Linked DNA regions of Homo sapiens: region 2 is linked to region 1. Evidence: chromatin contacts called from ENCODE Hi-C or POLR2A ChIA-PET data. All regions are on one chromosome and are shown on one strand. The core of a region is the stretch at or near the end of the contact, and the rest is flanking DNA. Distances in the headings are between cores, read along the strand shown. Region 1 has its middle 110 kb from the start of TNFRSF19. Region 2 overlaps MIPEP (mitochondrial intermediate peptidase).

What was found. Hi-C counts contacts between places; a loop is a spot of excess contacts on that map. ChIA-PET counts read pairs that join two places held with the same protein, here RNA polymerase II (POLR2A). Pooled maps may share reads with other maps.
Region 2: a loop to region 1 is called in a map of IMR-90, with 2.7 times the contacts of the local background. The contact joins two enhancer-like sites. A Hi-C loop is called at or near these places in 1 of 168 maps with a recorded cell type or tissue (IMR-90) and 6 of 50 pooled maps. POLR2A ChIA-PET finds 5 or more read pairs at or near these places in 1 of 52 experiments (AG04450).

Annotation. Positions count from the first base shown.
Region 1 is chr13:23,677,124-23,682,432 of GRCh38, forward strand. No RefSeq gene overlaps it. Among named protein-coding and RNA genes, the nearest start is that of TNFRSF19, 110 kb to the left of the region's middle. Within about 2 kb of position 2,313, at least 3 of the 41 ENCODE cell types and tissues checked have a DNase peak (open chromatin) inside an H3K27ac peak, as active enhancers do; they include IMR-90, where a contact is called at or near this core.
Region 2 is chr13:23,750,409-23,755,717 of GRCh38, forward strand. All of the region lies in intron 18 of MIPEP (mitochondrial intermediate peptidase), which reads right to left. Among named protein-coding and RNA genes, the nearest start is that of PCOTH, 140 kb to the right of the region's middle. RefSeq lists an enhancer at 2,631-2,740. Within about 2 kb of position 3,308, at least 5 of the 41 ENCODE cell types and tissues checked have a DNase peak (open chromatin) inside an H3K27ac peak, as active enhancers do; they include IMR-90, where a contact is called at or near this core.

The DNA of each region.
Region 1 (5,309 bases), core at 1,063-3,562:
GAGTTTCTTCCTTCTAGTGGGTTCATGGTCTCTCTGGCTTCAGGAGTGAAGCTGCTGACCTTCACGGTGTTACAGCTCTTAAGGCGGCACTCTGGAGTTGTTCGTTCCTCCTGTCTGGAGTTGTTCATTCCTCCCGGTGGGTTCGTGGTCTCACTGGCCTCAGGAGTGAAGCTGCAGACCTTCCCAGTGAGTGTTACACTCATAAAGGCAGTGCGAGCCCAAAGAGAGAGTAGCAGCAAGATTTATTGCAAAGAGCTAAAGAACAAAACTTCCACAGCATGGAAGGGGACCCGAGCAGGTTGCCACTGCTGGCTTGGGCAGCCTGCTTTTATTCCCTTATCTGGCCCCACCCACACCCTGCTGATTGGTCCATTTTACAGAGAGCTGATTGGTCCGTTTTGACTGGGTGCTGATTGTTGTCTTATTTGCAGTCCCCTAGCTAGACATAAAGATTCTCCAAGTCCCCACCAGATTAGCTAGACACAGGGTGCTGATTGGTGCATTTACAAACCTTGAATAGACACAGGGTGCTGATTGGTGTGTTTACAAACCATGAGCTAGACACAGAGTGCTGATTGGTGTATTTACAATCCCTTAGCTAGACATAAAGATTCTCCAAGTCCCCACCAGACTCAGGAGCCCAGCTGGCTTCACCTAATGGATCTCGCACGGGGGCTGCAGGCGCCAGTCCCACGCCATGCACCCGCACTCCTCAGCCCTTGGGCGGTGGATGGGACTGGGCGCCATGGAGCAGGGGGCGGGGCTCCTAGGGGAGGCTCCCGCAGCACAGGAGTCCACTTGTGGGGAGGCTTAGGTATGGTGGGCTGCAGGTCCTGAGCCCTGCCCCACGGGGAGGCAGCTGAGGCCCTGCGAGAATTCGAGCACAGCGCCGGCTGGGGTACCTGGCACACCCTCTGCAGCTGCTGGCCCTGGTGCAAAGCCCCTCACTGCTCAGGCCGGCGGGCCGGCTCCGAGTGTGTGGCCCACAAAGCCCACGCCCACCCAGAACGCGTACTGGCCCACAAGTGCTGGGCACAACCCCTGTTCCCGCCCACACCTCTCCCTCCACACCTCCCTGCAAGCAGAGGGAGCCGGCTCCGACCTCTGCCAGCCCAGAGAGGGGCTCCCATAGTACAGCAGCAGGCTGAAGGGCTCCTCAAGGGTGGCCAGACTTGGCGCAGAGGTTGAGGAGGCGCTGAGAGCGAGCAAGGGCTGCCAGCACACTGTCACCCCTCAGTAATAACAATGACATATTTTCATTATTACCACTATTATTAAGGTCTCTGCAACTGGGTACTTATTCTGAATGTGTCCCATTTTAAACTAAGAAGGTATTGTCTGATTTCTTTTTTTAAAATTTAATTTAATTAATTAATTTTTTTGAGACAGTCTTGCTCTGTCACCCAGACTGGAGTGCACCTCCCAGGTTCACACAATTCTCCTGCCTCAGCTTCCTGCATAGCTGGGATTACAGGCACATGCCACCACACCCGGCTAATTTTTGTGGGGTTTTTTTTTTTTTTTTTTTGTATAAACGGGGTTTCACCATGTTGGCCAGGCTAGTCTCAAACTCCTGACCTCAAATGATCCGCCCACTTCGGATTGCTGGAATCCCAAATTGCTGGAATTACATTTTTTAAAAACAAATTTGGCACCGACTAAGGTCTGTAAATAGAGCTTAAGTTTATCATTCAGTCTTGAAAGTGAACAGTGGTCTGAGAGGTTTCAAAATTGTCTATAATGTCAAACAAGTTTCAGTAAGTCCTGGTATGCAATTATAGGGATATAATTATGCTGAGTCAAGGCAGCAGTTCACACTAGCATTAGTTATGTCACACTTCAACCAACGGAGGGTTGAAAGGTTTCTACTCCAGAGAGTCAGCTGGCCAAGGGTAGGTCATGTCATGAATGGCCAGTGGCGTTTGAATTAGTGTGATCTATGGCTGCTTGAAATTCACCTCTCCAGAAGACTTGAATTTTTAAAAGTTATCAGCAAAACCACTTTCTCTAGAACCATGGGTGGTCTTCTGAAGCAGGTTTCATTTTTTGTTCTATAAAGAGAGAGGATTCTTTTTTCCATAATTTCTAATGGCATTAGCTATTCCTACTTAAGACTGAAATAGCTGTGTTCTGGTAGCTTTGTTTGGGGTGGAATTTAACTAGCAGAACTATGTAGAGGGATTTTCCTTACCTGGGTTGATTATTTACAGTAAATAGAAGATCTGCAGACCATTCTGCCAGCAATCTTTTAATAGCAGGTTAGGGAGGCAGGCTGCGCCACCGCAAGGCATGCTACCCCTCCACAGATCAGAGATGAATCATTTCCCTTGAAGTTCTAAACACAGGTCCAATTCCTCTCAGAAGACTCACTCTAGTAAGATGCATTTCCTGTGGCAGTCCTTAATGTATGCACTCAACATACATTTATATAGCATAGAGCATGTGCTTGGTTCTAACTACAGTGCCAGGGCCAGAGAAGATATGAAGAAATATAAGGAAAGCAAGCCTTTTAAGTGTTTATAAAGTAGACCTGGGCCAGCATGGTGGCTCACGCCTCTAATCCCAGCACCTTGCAAGGCTGATGCAAGAGGATTATGTGAGGACAAGAGTTTGGGATCAGCCTGGACAACAATCTGGGACTCCATCTCTACAAAAAAAGAAAAGAAAAAATTAGCCAGTGTGGTGGTGCATGCCTGTAGTCCTAGCTACTCAGGAGGACCAGGCAGGAGGATCCTTGAGCCCAGGAGTTTGAGGCTGCAGTGAGCTGTGTTAGAGCCATTGTACTCCAGCCTGGGCAGCAGAGCAAGAACCTGTCCCTAATAAAATAGCTCTTAATTGTAAAAATACAAGTGCAAATCCTTCTGGGGACAGTGAGGAGGGGGCACAGAAGCTGGGAGGGAAAGTCCTCTGCACTGGGCCATGAAGACTCATGTGGTATTCACCAGGCAAGTGGAGGGGTGGAAAATGCTAGAACTGCAGGTGGAAAGGCTCAGCCTGTGCTGGGAGTGGGAGAAGTGCAGGGAGGCTGGAGCACGAGGACACGGGTGAGGTGGCTCAGGGCAGATTTCTAGGCCAACAGGCATCCAATGGGCCCTGCCCTGGGGCTCGAGCTTCCCCCATGGGGGACCGACTTACCTCTATGTGAAGGGGTGACAGACATAAAAACCAAAATAGTCTTCCAGAAGCTTCGGAGTTCCAGAGGGAGGTGAGTGGACCTCTCTCCAGCAGCAGAAAATCCCCAATCACTGGGAGGGACCAGCCCCCTGCCAGAAGTGAAGATGGATAGTCTCTCTCCTGTTTGGAAATACTGAGCCTGAGCTCGTTCCGCAACATCTAGGTCATGTTGGTCTGGTCCTGATTTCCAGCAGGGCAGTGCTGAGCTTCAGGTGCAAGTTTAGGACTCAGCAGAACCACCTGCTGACATCAAACCAACGCTCCACTGGAGTCCTGAGAATACAAGGCTGAAAAGGCTAGTGCACTGCGCTCAAGCGGCCATGGCCTTCCTGTGCCTGTGGATTGCATCAAGCACCTTCGTGGCCTTTTTATCCTGGGCCTGGGATGCACTCTCATGGTCCTGCCCAGCCTGGAGCTCCAGGCAACCCTACCACCAGATCGGGGCCAGCCTTCAGGGCAATGAGTGTTGGCACATCCATTTGTAAATCTTAGCTTTGTGCATCCATTTCTAAATCTTAGCCAGTCGCCTTCACCTGAAAGCTAGCTAGCTCTAGCCTGATGGTGTCTGTCTGCACCCTACCCTTGTCGTGGAGATGCTGCTGCTTTTGTTCCCTGCCCTCACATGGCTGAGCAGCCTCCCCACGGGAAACTCATGGGGCCAGAAGGCTGGCCCCTGGCTTGGGGAGGACAGCAAAGCCCGTGCAGCCTGCCTGCAGCTGGTTCTGCATCATTGCCTTCTGTAGCTCAGGAGGAGTTACCCTTGCCCTCCTGTCTCCCAGACTACTCCGGCTGCTCCCCAGCATCCTGGCATTATTGAAGTGACAGAAAGCTTCTGGCTGCATCTGAGAGCTGTTTGGATATTTTAACCACACATAAATGCACTGAGAGGCAACTAGGTTAATAAATAGGCCTACTAGAGGCGAAGCCCAAGCATAAAATTGAGGGAGAAGCCACCCGGAAAATGCAAGAATCCCCAGATCCGATGATCAGATGTGAGAGAATGCACACTTGGTGCTCTCTAAAGGCCTAGAACTAAAAGGCAACAGCTCCCTCGTGACTGTAGTGTTGTGTGAAAGAAAAGTAGAATCCCAGGACCCAAACTCACTATGCTGAAGGGAAAGTTAAGCTTGGGAACTGAGTCACTGATAATGTTTTCCTAAACAGCTGTAATTTCACAACCTGGCTTCACAGCCTCATTCTCTCTGCTCCCTCTTTTCACAAGCTTGCTTTATCATCCGTAGAATGCAGATTTACTGTGCTCGAGGTAATGCATAGCTGACATTCTCCTCTACTCCATCTTTTCACATGTGAAATGTAGATTTACTAAAGCTAGACAGAGCTGCACAAGATGTAAGCATTGGTTTCACTGCCTCACCTCTTCCCTTTTCCCCCCTCCTGCTTGCTCTTTCCCCTTTAAATACTGAAGTTCACAAAGCCCCCTTTAGGAAAAGCAGAGGTCACAGATGCCCCTGTTGTCAGAGGTATGTGAACCAGAGCAAATCCATCTTAAATAGGAGCTGGGTAAAATGAGGCTGAGACCTACTGGGCTGCATTCCCAGATGGTTAAGCCATTCTAAGTCACAGGATGAGATAGGAGGTTGGCACAAGATATACAGGTCATAAAGACCTTGATGATAAAACGGTTGCTGTAAAGAAGCTGGCCAAAACCCACCAAAACCAAGATGGTGATGAGAGTGACCTCTGGTCATCCTCACTGCTACACTCCTATTAGCGCCATAACAGTTTACAAATGCCATGGCAAGATCAGGAGTTACCCTACATGGTCTAAAAGGAGAGGACATGAATAATCCACTCCTTGTTTAGCATATCTTTAAGACATAACCATGAACATAGGCAACCAGCAGCCCTCAGGGGTACTGTCTATGGAGTAGCCATTCTTTTATTCCTTTATTTTCCTAATACACTTGCGTTCACTTTATTCTACAGACTCACCCTGAATTCTTTCTTGCTCGAGATCCAAGAACTCTCTCTGGGGTCTGGATTGGTACCCCTTTCCTTGTAACATCTTTCTGGCTACCACAGAAGCAACTATAGTGCGGAACCCCCCACCGACCCAACAGCTAACTTTGGATAAGTGGTGGGGTCCAATAACATCCTTCTGATGAACCACGTAA
Region 2 (5,309 bases), core at 2,058-4,557, 74 kb after region 1:
ACCTTGACAGTTTTGAGGAGTACTGCTTAGGCAGTTTGCAGAATGTCCTGAATTTGGTGTGTCTGGCATTTTTCTCATTATGAGACTGGGGTTATGGGTTTCTGGGAGGAAAACTTCCCATCATATTATATCAAGGATGCATACTGTCCACATGACGCATCACTGATGCTGACCTTGATCATCTGACTGAGGTCGTATTTGTCATTTCCCCCGCTGTCTCTAGAGTGCTCTGGACGGAACTCACTCTGCACTGCCCACATAATGAGTGGGGAGTTATGTTCCACTTCCCTAAGGTGGGGAGTATGTACATAAATTACTTGGAACTCTTCTCTATGGGAGATTATTCTATTCTATTCATTTAATCATTTATATCAATATGGACTCATGGATATGTATTTAATACTTTGTATCACATCCCAAGACTGTGATTTATTTGGCTGCTGGAGTTGGCCCAGGTTGGGGCACTGGGAGCTCTTTCAGTGGGCCCCTGCTGCGATGACACATGCGCCCATCACTGTGTGTGTTTCTGGGCACTTCCTTCCTTTCTGGCACTATAAGATGCTTCATGCTCATCTTCTGTCTTCCTTGTTCCAGCCCTGGAATCAGCCATTTCTCCAAGGAGCCTTGGTTCCTCTTACTGGAGAATGGTGTAAACCCAATTTCTGGGTGCTGATGTGCTCCGTGCTGCTGGAACTGAGAACTGTTTTTAAAGAAACTAGTAGATAGATATCTTCATTGTTTGCATTAATCTTCTTGGAGCATGGAGGTGATTCTTTGGAGTATAAACCATAATTCTCTGGTTTGTTTCTTAAACAAAAAAAATTTAATAAGCTAGAAGAGATGATATAGGATAATATGGCAAAAGCGAGTGTGTTTGGCAGACTATAAATAAAGCTCTACAGAAACGTAAGGTATTATATTTTAATCAGCTTAAGGTAAGGCCCTGCGGGCTTCTAGACTTTGGTTTGGTGAGTCAGTCTGATGCGAAAAAACAAACAAAATCGAGTTTCAGTTTGTTGAGAATTGACTCATTTAGCTACTACTATTTCTTTCCATCTGATCTGATGTTTGGTCCATTTGAAAAACTCCATAAAGTTATTATTTAGTATCTCTACTTGCATACTGCTTTTGGCCAGAGAGATTCTGATTAGAAAGGAGCATGGAAATAAAGTTGTTTAATATTTACAAATAACCTCCTGGAATGCTAAAATCTTGGACTTTATCCTTTCCCTTCCCCTCCCCTCAGATTCTTTGCGGAAGAGTTGAAGAAAGAGAGCATAAGGAATTCTGTAACCAGAGGCAGAACCCAAAACTAACTGGGCCATGTCCTGCTTACATGGCTGTGGGGAGAATCTTTCCATCAGGACCCCCATGGCTAAAAATGGTTATAAACTAAATTGACAGCTTTGCCACAAAAGTCTAAAGGAGCTCACAGGAAGAGGAAGATTTTATTGTTGATCAGTGGATGTCAGGCAGGTCTCTCCAATGTCAATGAGAATAGATAGGTTGCGACATTAAAAAAAAAAAAACTTGGAGATCGTTAAGAGAACCATCAGGGCCCAAGACCCACATTGCTTACATCTCTTGCCTTCTAAAGGCCAGGTCACTTTCATGTCAGAATGTAAGGATCAACAGAGAAAAATGTGGGCAAGGCAGCACAGAGGGTATGAACACTGACAAAGTTTCATTATTTATAAAAATAGGGACAATATGACCTGTGTTATAGGGGATTAAACTTATCAGAGGATAAGTAAAATCTGAACCTAAAAACTCAGTAAGAGGGATTTACCTAAAAATTTTACATAACATAAAACACAAAAAGACCAAATAGTTTACAGAGGGCAATATGAAAACTTGCATGAGTAATACAATTGCCATTCACAAACTGCTGAAGTAATATAGTTTCCATTCCTAATATCTATATAATTCTACCAGTCTATTTGCTGTAGTAAGAAACAATTCTGCTTCCTAGTGGGGGCAAAGTATTACTTCCTTGCTATTCACAAGCCTCAGCATATCTGTCTTTTTAGAAAACTGCACATTTTCTGAAGTGGCTGTAATGGAAACTGAACCTTAGATCATGCTCACCATAGCATACTTAACAAATATTCTAGTATATATTTTATAAAATGGTAAAATGAATGGAAATGCCATATCATCATGGTTTATTTTAAGCAAAAACCTTAAGTTATCTTATTACTCAGAAATGTGATTTAACATAAGCCAAAAACCATTGTGGGGGTATGAGATGAACAGCAGAAAACCTTAACATTGACAATGAGAGTTAAACCTCACCCCAGATGTCTCAGCAATTAAGAAAGTTGGTTTCAGTCAGGTATTGCCACATGTGTTTAGTGGAGGATTAAGTGACTGAATGTCATGCCTATAATATATATATTTATGTAAGCTATGAATGTGTTTAAAAATAGACAAGGCCATACTGTCAATCTGCAAAGCTACTGCCACACGTCTGTACACACACCCCACCCCCTTCAGAGATTAAAAAAAGGAGAAGCAGATTAAAAAGAAGTGCTTTGGGCCAGGCAAGGTGGCTCAGGCCTGTAACCCCAGCACTTTGGGAGACCAAGGAGGGTGGATCACCTGAGGTCAGGAGTTCGAGACCAGCCTGGCCAACATGGCAAAATCCCGTCTCTACTAAAAATACAAAAATTAGCTGGGCATGGTGGCACATGCCTGTGGTCCCAGCTACTCAGGAGGCTGAGGCAGGAGAAGTGCATAAACCCAGGAGGTGGAGGTTGCAGTGAGGGGAGATCGTGCCACTGCACTCCAGCCTGGGCAGTAGAGACTCCATCTCAAAAAAAAAAAAAAAAATAATAATAATAATAAGACAAAAAAAGAAGTGTTTTGAAGTCAAATCACATTTTACCTCCCGCAAGGAAATTAAGTGACTTTCCTAAGTAATTTATAGACAGTAAGTAGCAGAGTCACTGACTGCAAATCCAATTCTATTTCACCATGTGATTGCTTTCTTTCTCTGGGGAAGAAAATACTGTTTTAACCACTATTATGTTGCCTTCAAATGGTATTTGGTGTGTTAGGCTTTTTAAGAAAGCCCCTGCTGCTGCAACTTGTCTTTTTTCCTGTGAGGATCACTCTATGTAAAGTTAAGTAATGGAAAACTTCTGAATAAATACCTTGCAGCCAAGAGTTAGAGAGCATAGATACATGGTTGCCTAGCAGTGGCCTTTAACTGATGAATGTAAAGCAAACATCAGGGAAAAAAGAAAGTAGAGGAATCCTGTGTGCTCAGGGACTTCCTTGAATAGGGTGTTGGCCTCTAGCTGGTGAGGACTAGAAATGGCCGAGGGACTCAGAGCTCTGAGCAGAGCCCTGTTCCCAAGGGATGACTCATTCTGAAAAAGACAAATAATCTAAAAGTTTGCCTATGTAGAACTTATTATTCAAAGATCAAAAGCATTCCCTATTTGACTTCTCTGAATTTGTATCATTCAAAGAGCACAAATATGAATACAAAGGTATTCTGACCCTAAGAAACACAGTCTTATAACTAAGGAGGTAAAAAAAAGTTGTGATTTGGTTAGGGAGGTACATAGTTTGAAGGCAGGTGTTCTATTTCTTTCCATTTTGCTATGTAATATAATTCTTTACATTTATCCAGGAAGCAGTTAAACAAAAATATATAAGGTACCTATAAAAAGTTACATTTTCATAGAAGAATACTGCCAACGAGATCCTGTATGCTTTTACATTACAAATCTCAGTAATTTCACCCATCACTCCTGGTAATACCCCAGTGTTAAGGCTGTGAGCCAACACCTAAGACCTGCTGTTTTGGGGTACAGACTGACTGCCTCCAAGAAAATGAGAAGCCACTACTATGGGTCTTAGCTTACAAATCCAGCCCTATGAAGTGACAACTGGCATAACCCTCTTTGCATGTCCCCCATTCATCTCTGACATGAAACAAATCATGTGAATTAATGAGATCTGACAGAACAGCATTAAGAAAAATATTAAAATGTAAAAGTAGAATTGTTCTATTGTTTGTGTTAACTAAAATCTGAATACTTAATCATCTCTGGTTTGAATGATGGACTTCTTTTTCTCTCATATGTGAATTTTAGTGCAGAAAATATTAAGTTTCTTAACACAAAATTGTTTTGGATAAAGAACAGAATTTTTGAGAGTTAGTTGCAACATTCTGGGAAGCCGACTAGAAAAGCACACCAGCCAAAAGATAAACACTGAAAAAGATTTACATTTTTTTCTTTTGATGGTATCTCCTATCAGCAAATGTTGAGGTGTAGCAGCATGGCCTGGGAAAGGATGAGCCAAGCACGGCTGCCAGGAACACACACCTCACAGAAACTCACCGCTTATTTCCGCCTTAGCTCGGGGTGGGCTGGCGCTACCAACCACCAGCCAAAAGTATACAATGTACCCAATCAGTAGCTTATTATGATGTGCCTATTGTTTCACTTTTGCCTGGGTCTGGAACAGACCCTGAACTAGATGTCCTGTCTGACAGTACAGGCAGCTGAAGAGCTTGGTCTGCTTGCTGCCTGAGGTCCTGGTTCAATCCCTGGCTCTTCCACATACTGCCTTGTTACATAAGCAGAGGGCCTAACCTGCTTATTGTCTATAAAACGGGGATCATAACTCCTACCTCATAGGGTTACTAAGAAGAGTCAATCAACAGATACATGGTAATCCCTAAAACCATCCCCAGAGGTGGAAAGTTCAATAAGGACCAGTAAGGACTAGCTGTAAATGATGGCTGTGTCAGCATGCACACTTCCTCACTCTTCACAAAGCTGATGGAATGAATGCAGTCTCCAAAAGAGCAGGATGTTTGTCTAAGCGTCTTTCACTACTTCACCTCTGGCACATGGAATCATGTCTGGCACATAATTAGCACTTCACAAATATTTGCTGAATAAATGAATGGCTGAAGGCACTGCACAAATATTTGCTGAATAAATGAATGGCTGAAGGCAAGAATCTGGAATTCTGCTAAAAAGGAGTACAGGCATTAGATTCAACAGTCTTAGGCAAGGAGACATTTAAATCACACTCATGACTACCCAGACACACTCAATTACTACAATGAAAACACTTCTCCAATATTGAAAGTTATTTCCTATATGCACTTTTTCAGATAGCCAGAAAACTTTTCAGATAGTCAAGCTCAGCTGCAAATATAACCATCAATATATTGCAATTATCTAGTAACATTCATATCTTCCTATAAATATTTGTAAGCATGTTTCAATGTTCTTATATTCATACATGAAAAATCATGATGATCACTTCCATTTACAATTAAA